Linked DNA regions of Mus musculus: region 1 is linked to region 2. Evidence: chromatin loops called from intact Hi-C (ENCODE). Cell type or tissue: heart. All regions are shown on one strand. Region 1 overlaps Abi2 (abl-interactor 2). Region 2 holds the start of Abi2 (abl-interactor 2).

Evidence for each region. Peaks named below come from ENCODE experiments on the same cell type or tissue, not always from the same donor. Only the 100,000 strongest peaks of a DNase experiment are listed, where the experiment ranks them.
Region 1: a loop joins it to region 2, with 2.0 times the contacts of the local background. A loop is called at or near these places in 2 of 42 quality-filtered maps.

The regions. Positions count from the first base shown.
Region 1 is chr1:60,475,709-60,479,708 of GRCm38, forward strand. It overlaps Abi2 (abl-interactor 2), which reads left to right. Exons shown (of 12, transcript NM_001198570.1): 11 at 1,032-1,124; 12 at 2,295-4,000. The coding sequence ends at 2,299. It also overlaps a transcript of Raph1 not described here. Among named protein-coding and RNA genes, the nearest start is that of Abi2, 68 kb to the left of the region's middle. In heart, no CTCF peak of the experiment used is centred here; no DNase peak of the experiment used is centred here.
Region 2 is chr1:60,409,352-60,413,351 of GRCm38, forward strand. It overlaps Abi2 (abl-interactor 2), which reads left to right and starts at 268. Exons shown (of 12, transcript NM_001198570.1): 1 at 268-568. The coding sequence starts at 452. In heart, a CTCF peak has its summit at 2,168 (motif pointing left); a DNase peak (open chromatin) is centred at 280; H3K4me3 peaks cover 1,636 bases; H3K27ac peaks cover 1,292 bases.

The sequences.
Region 1 (4,000 bases), 66 kb after region 2:
ACATCCCAGCCCTCAAGTTTTAAGACAAGTTACAGTGTGTATGCTTAGAAAAAACAGCTGGAGATATTTCTTAATTAAAAAATACATTTATTTATATGTGTATGTATACATGTCAAAAGATCACCTGTAGGAGTGCATTTTCTTCTTTGGTTATGTAGGTTCCAGGAATTGAATTTAGTTCGTCTTGGTTGGCAGTAGTACCTTTACCTACCAACCATATCTATTGCTGGCCCAAATGAGATACTTTTCTTGAAAAAAGTTCTTTATGGTATGCAGAACATACTTGAGTTTGGAACAAAGACTAAGTCTTAAGTGAATGTGAGTTAAGTTATGAGTTATCTGATTTTATTAAAAATTTTGAGGGTAGATGTAATGCTAGGAACCAGAGATTATATGAGATAATGGTTCAAGGGGCCCATTACCAAGTGATTGAAACTAGTAAAAACCACAGAGGAACTAAATCAAGTGTCCTGGTTTTTTTAGCACCTTATTGTTATGGATGTATTAAATTGGTAACATAATGCAGTATATGTTCTGAAAGACAAAGTATCTGTATAGTGGTCTTTAGCTTGTAAGAATTCAGTCTTCACTGATAAGAGTCCAGAAAGGAGTGATGGCCTTGCTGTTCTTTAGTCTGTCTCACTACTCAGGTGCCTCACAATGTATCTCACAACAGTAGTATATTTACATTATGAGCATTTCTTTTTATACAATATGGTGCCTCAGTATAAGTTGAAATGAATAGCTGTCTTTCATGATCCTTAGATTGCTTTTTCTCTGCAATGGTTTTTTTTAATAGGCCATCGAAGGGTAAGTTTAACTAAACATGACTTTTTTTTTACTTGTTTGCCATTTATATTGGATATAGAACTTTTTTTTAGAAAAGGATACTCAATTGTGTTAAACTGGTAATTGGATAGAAAAAATATATATGTTAAATTTTAGAAAGTTGCTGTGTATGAGTGCTTATTTGGTTTTATCTTTCTAGAAATGGTATTTTCGTTCACATCCTATTTTTGTTTTCCCCCTAGTTGTGGCAATTTATGATTATACAAAAGACAAGGAAGATGAGCTGTCCTTTCAGGAAGGAGCCATTATATATGTCATCAAGAAGAATGACGATGGTTGGTATGAGGGAGTTATGAATGGTGTGACCGGGCTCTTCCCTGGGAACTATGTTGAGTCCATCATGCATTATTCGGAGTAGAGCCCGGCACAGCTGTGCTTCTCTCAGGAGGTCAGGTCTTCCCAGATTAGCTTGAGGCCCTGGGAATTTCCTCCCAGTGAAATGAATGAAGCATACAAATGATGAAGTTACTCCTTTTATTACTGTTTTGGTTTATCCCCTTGTATCAAAAACTGAAAGCCAAGTCTGAACAAGTGGATCTTCTTGCTGTCATTTGCATTATGCTGTCTAGATTGAAAATGTGACCATTTCTCAATCATGAAAGGCATACCAACATGAACATGTAGCTAAAACATGTAAGACCAAGACTGACTTGAGGAAAAATATCTGGGATCTTTCTCAGGAATACTGTACACCCTTGGATTTCTCTTCCTGCAGAATCTGTGACATTGGATGCTCATTGCCTCTGCTTTGGGGCTAACCTCATGGCCTGGTGGACACCCTTGCCCTTTACTTTCAGTATATGGAGAGGAAAGGAACCAGTGTTTAAATACTTTATTTAACTGCTTTTTGATTGCTTAAGGCTGTTTTCCTTCTTTAACACTGTAAACCCTGTGTTCTCTTAGCACTGGAGTGCGCTAGGTGAGTTAACCTTGAACTCCCTTGCACCCTGTCCTGTTTGTAGATTATAAGGATGACAAAATGTGAAAGTCTCCAAATATTCCCAGGGTTGTTAACAGTTTGATTTTAATGCACTGTTGCATGAGACTGCATTGCTGATAGCAGCCAGTGAAAGCAATGTGAAATGTGGTGTAGGTACTTCATGTACTGAGGTGAGCTTGTTGGATACGAAGGTTCCTAAGGATCTCCAGCCTTAGGCTGTTTCAGAGCAGGAAGTCAGACCAGCTATTACTGTTCTTTTGATATTCAACCCCCCCACCCCACCTTTAATTTTTTAGCAGAGACTAGTGTTGTCAAGTCTCTTGACAGTCACTGGACTGGGAATGAAAGGCTGCTACCATGCTCTTGGACCATTATCAATGGCAGTGTTAGCTGATGCCAAGTCATTTTCAATCTCTCAGCTATAGAAAAATAAGTCTCCTCCTGATCTGAAGTGATTAGACTCTAAAGTGGCACTCCTAGTAATATTCTGAATTTTGTGATTCAGAGTGAAGAGTGTGCTGGAGAAGACTAATAGAATAAAATACTTGCCCAGTCACACTGAGGAAAATCAGTAGTATGTATTTGAAACTATTGGCATCTCCCTCATCTACCGAAGAGGAAGTAAAGCTGTTGTAATCCAGATGCAGGCCTTGTACATGCTGTCTGGTGATGCTAGAAGAACAAGCGTTGTAGATGTGAAGAAAAGCAGACTATAAGGCACTGACACTCCACTGGTAGATCCGCTATCTGCACCTGAGGCTTCACTGTGCAACTCGGACCCAGACAGTGTTCTTCTCAAGACCTCTTTTGCTTTAAGGTTGTAGGTTTTGTTTGTTTCAGACATGGTGTCTTCCTGCTCTAGCCTCTCAAATACTAGGATTGTAAGGAGGAGCCACTGTACCAGGAGCAGCAGGCTGTTTTGGTTTTAATTTTATTTTAAAACCACATTGCACATCAGCTATCACGCTTTTAGATGGTTTGTTTTTTTTGTTTTTTGTTTTTTTTTGTTTTTTTTTGGATTTTTTGAGATAGGCTTTCTCTGTATAGCCCAGGCTGTCCTGGAACTCACTTTGTAGACCAGGCTGGCCTCAAACTCAGAAATCCACCTGCCTCTGCCTGCCGAGTGCTGGGACTAAAGGCGTGCGCCACCACCGCCCGGCTCACACTTTTAGAGTTTTTTTAGATGCTTTGGATTCTTTAACTTGCTTCTAGCACACGTTCCACTTCATGGATTTGTTAGGTCATCTTGACTGTCTTCAGAATATATCCCTGAAGTCCTCTGAACCTTTAGTTCCATTATGGACCCAAGCAAGACTGTATATGAACGTTTAACTCTGATTGTATTGGTACATGGAAACTTTTGAAAAATAGTTGCACTAATTATTTATTTAAGTAGCCTTTTGTTGAACAAGCTTAGTTGACTAATAAGACGTTTGGAAACCCAGCAAACAACTAGCTTTTGTAGTCATAGAAACAACTGGTGGTAGGCACCAGGAATACAGTTTATCTTCTGGACTCCTGCTGAGTTGGGGTTTGCAGAAAACACTTGTGAAATCCTTTGTGCTGAAGACTTGCACTGGGGGTAATCCATGGGACAGATGACTCCCTCCCCCTTGTATTATTGAGTACTAATAGGGTTTAAAAACGAAACACAAAATACTCTATGTTGGCCTTTTCCCCCAATCTTAAATTTTTTCAATTTTGGATTCTATGAATTGTTTTGGAAGGATACTCTGTAACAATGAGCCAGGCCTACAGTAATCGGAGACTTTTAATGTATGTAATATTTTATAGATTGCATGCTGTTAATACTGTGAGGTTATTTCCTGTTTTATTGTAAATTTTCCCATTTATTTGCCCATAAACTAAAATATGGTTGATATTAGGAATTTTAAACAAATGTTGAAACTTTGCTGACCAGAATGCAACCACTTTACCAAGACACAGGTACTGAGGGCTCTGGTCTATCCTGAAATGTCTGATTCTGTGCACAGTTCCTTTACCCTTAAAAAAAAAAAAAAGAAAAGACTGGACATGTCTCTTTTTTTGCTGTTAATATTTGAAGGTCCAAGGATCTGAGTGAAAATACATTCTTGTGTTTGATCTTATAGCCAAGGCAAATTAGAAACAAAAATAGTGCCAATATTTTGAAATCTAGACCCAAGATTTCAGCCTGCTGTGTTTGGAATAAATATGAATTTTTAAAGATGT
Region 2 (4,000 bases):
GGTGCATTCCCGCCCGGCTAACAAAGGCTGCTGAGGACTCCCAGACCCAGGAAGGCCGCGCGGGGCCGAAGGGTTAACCCAGAGCCCCGCTCCCGCGCGCATCCCGGCCCCCGCCCTCCCGTCGCTAGGAGACGCCGGAAGTGGGGGAGGGGCGGCGCGGGTGGGAATCTTTTTCGGGCGCTGGGGGCGGGTGGAGGGGAGCGCGCGTGCGCGCGCCCGTCGCCGCGGTGACCGTCCTCGCGGCCCGTCGGCTCGCGCCCCGCCTCCATTCCCCTCCGCCCCCTCCCTCGTCGCGCGCCGTAGGGTGTGTGTGGGGGGGTAGCCGCTCGCTCCTCCCGATTCCCGCCGCGTCCGCCGCTGCTCCTCCTCTCCCGGGCGTCGCGGCCGCTGCCTCTGCGGGCTGTATGAGGAGGAGTAGGAGGAGGAGGAGGAGGAAGAGAAGGATGTGAAGATGGCGGAGCTGCAGATGCTGCTGGAAGAGGAAATCCCGGGGGGCCGCCGGGCTCTCTTCGACAGCTACACGAATCTGGAGCGGGTGGCCGACTACTGCGAGAATAACTACATCCAGGTGCGATGCGACGCGGCCCCTCGCGCGGCTCGGCGCGGCAGGACGCGGGCTGTGAGGGGCGCGCGGGGCGATGGCGAGCGGGGGAGGCCGCGCGGTGCTCGGTCCAGGGAGCCGCGCCGGGGTAGGGACAGGGCGAGGGCGGCGGCTGCAGGGAGCGAGGGTCGCCACCAGGCCCCAGCAGCCCCGTGCGAGTGACCGGTGCGGTGCCGTGCGGTGCGTGGCGTCCCGCCCCCTCGCCTCTGCCCCGTCGCCCCCGCAGTCCTCTCCTGTCAGTGTTCCGGATGGCGGGGGAGGTGGCGAGTGGCGTTTTCTGTCTAACGGGATCTTGCTCGATGGCAGGCTTGTGTGACAGAGGGATAGGTTACCCCCTGCCCAAATTCCGAGGGACCCCCTTTTTATTAAGGGGTCCTTTTTCTGCAAAGTGAAATGCCTCACTTCTCCATTCCTGCGAATGTACCCTGAAGACAAAACAAAAATTCTTAACCCTTAAGTTTAAACATTTTTAAAATGTAAAAGGGGCATGGTGGAACGGCTGTCTCTTATTGCAAGTTAATACCATTTTTTTTTTCTCCTCCCTGTGGAGAATGGGAAACTGATAATGAGCTGCCTTTCCTTCTCAGGTCTCGTTAGAATAGGTAATTTTCCTTTGGGGAAAAAAGAACTATGACTATTTTCACAAAGAATTAGGGAAACGAACCACATGGTTTAGTTTTTTTCCCATGATGATTGGTTTGGCCCAGGGACTTCAGTGTATGTGTGTGTAGGAAGGTGAGAAGTGTGTGTGGGGCGGGGCATTGGTGAGATGAGAACCAGCTGGTCATGGGATAAATGTAAAAATTTTGTGAAGCAACACTTTAAAAATTAACTCATGGTATGCAAATCCAGTATCTCTTGTTTTCCGTAGGGCTTATACTGAATTACAGGTTGTGTCTACATTTTTTTTACTCCCGTTTAAATTCTTTGGATAAAATGGAATGGAAGCGTGATGCTTAAACTGTTAGCTGTATTTTAATGTTCTTGTCCCTACTCCCGTCCCTGCAGATATCCTTAACAGCAGTTGTATTGAAAACATTCTCAAATCTGAGTATGAATTGGAAAAAAAAAAAAAACCCCAAAAAACCAAAACAAAAAAACCCAGATGCTGCAATTTATAGGATCTTAAGTTTTTTGAGGACCACATTGTTAGTCAAAGACAATGTGCTTAGATTTTATTTGGTTATACACACACTGAACTCTACTATTATGTTGTAAACATTTGTATTGAGAATGAATCAGACATAATTGAATCTTCTCCCCTAAAAAGAAGTGGTGGAAAGTGTGTGTTCAGTAGGAAGAGTGTGTGTGTCTTTGGTCAAAGATTGATCAAAATTCCCCACAAATGTCTGTCAGATACTTTACAAATACAGAGCTATGTAGGAAGCATTCAAAGGTTTTACTGCAGGCTGGAGAGATGGCTCAATGGTTTAGAGCACTGACTGCTCTTCCAGAGGTCCTGAGTTAAGTTTCCAGCAACCACATGGTGGCTCACAACCATCTGTAATGGGATCTGATGCCCTCTTCTGGTGTGTCTGAAGACAGCTACAGTGTACTCATATACATAAAATACATCTTAATCAAAACAAAACAAAGATTTTTATTGCTTATCCTGAACTCTTCTGGGGTTTATAATATAGTTCAAGAGACCGATCTGTGAGCAAATTAAATAGCAATACCATGTACCATCAGCCCTTCTTGTGGGAGGAGGAAATAGTCTTCCTTCTTCTTGTCATTCCCAAACAGTGTAACAACTACTTAACGTGCCATGTACATTTTATTATATAGTATAAATAATGTACAGATTTGAACTCTAGGGGAGGATGTGTGATAGATTGAATGTAAATTTTATGCCATTTTATGTAAAGGACTTCAGTATCCAAGGATGGGGTTGGAGTGGGGATTGGGGTGGGGTGGGAGTGTGTCCTAGAACTAATTCCTATTGGATACTGTGCGACGAGCTAAGTATAGTTAATTTATACTTTGTAGGGAATTGTGGGTAGAAAGGTGATGCTTATTTTCAGGGCGTCACAGCTGCTTGGAGAGGCAAAACCTAAAAGACCCAAAGTGCTAATTGTGTTCCCTTGTGTAACATAGTATGGGAAAGTCTTATCTGTCAGAAGAGAAATTGGGGAGTGGAAAAGTGATTAGATTGCAATTGCAGCCAGCTAATAAGAAAAAGGTTTTTGAAAGATGAATGTTACCATAATTTGAGATTATAATTGCCACATAAAGGGAAAGTACATGAATTGATAAAGTGGAGAGGTGAAAGAGATCACATTGTCTTAAAATTTATAATTCTAGCCTACAGAGTATCAAAGTTGGTGTGTTATTTATACTTATACTTATTCTTTTTTTTTTTTTTTTTTTTTTTGAGACAGGGTTTCTCTGTGTAGCCTGGGCTGTCCTGGAACTCACTTTGTAGACCAGGCTGTCCTCCAAGTGCTGGGATTAAAGGCACCACCACGCCCGGCTCTACTTATTCATTTTTGGTGTTGGGGACTGAACTCGGTCTTGTGCTTGCTAAGAATACAGGCTACCACTGAAGTACACTCAGCCCACTGTAAAAGTATATTTATTTTTTAGAAGTAGATTTTGAATTTGAAGCCATCTACTATTTTTAATTTAGTATCTGAGATAGAGTTTATACTTTTGTTTCATAGGTTGTCCTCTGTTGTGGGATTCACTGGATTTATTACTGTAGTACTTTCCCAGGATGATATTTTTACATGATTTGTTTGTAGTACATTGATACTACAACAACAACTGGTGATAGTTGATGTGTGCAGCGCCAGCTGTACATTTGGCTGGTTCTTCTGATGGAAGGACTGACCAGCAAGAGTCCTGATGCTGTCTGTGACCCTGTAACACATGAAAGTCAATTGGCAGGATCACTGAGCAAATGACCAATTAACCTTTTATGGTGGTGTTGTGTCTTAGTTTCTAGCTTCAGTCAGCTAAATCAACAACATTTTATTGTATGGAATTATAACTTTTTTGGGGTGGAGGAGGGCGAGATTGAGACAGGATTTCTCTATATAGTTTTGGCTGTCCTGGAACTAGCTCTGTAGACCACGCTGGTCTTGAACTCACAGAGGATACCCTTGACTCTGCCTCCTGAGGGCTGGCATTAAAGGGATGGGCCACCACCACCCAGATGAAATGTAACTTTTAAGGCAGAAAAAAAAAATGTTGATCATTTATAATAGTTGTTATTCAGTGCTAAGTGTCTGGTTTTATGTCTAGGAAATAAAATAAAAAAATATACACTAATTGTGGGTTATAATTAGTGTGAGATTTGAGCAAAAGGAAAGGAACATATATTACAGATAGAGAAATGTACATAAATGTAAATATTTACTTTTTAGAATACAGTGAAGTTAATATTGGAATTTTAAA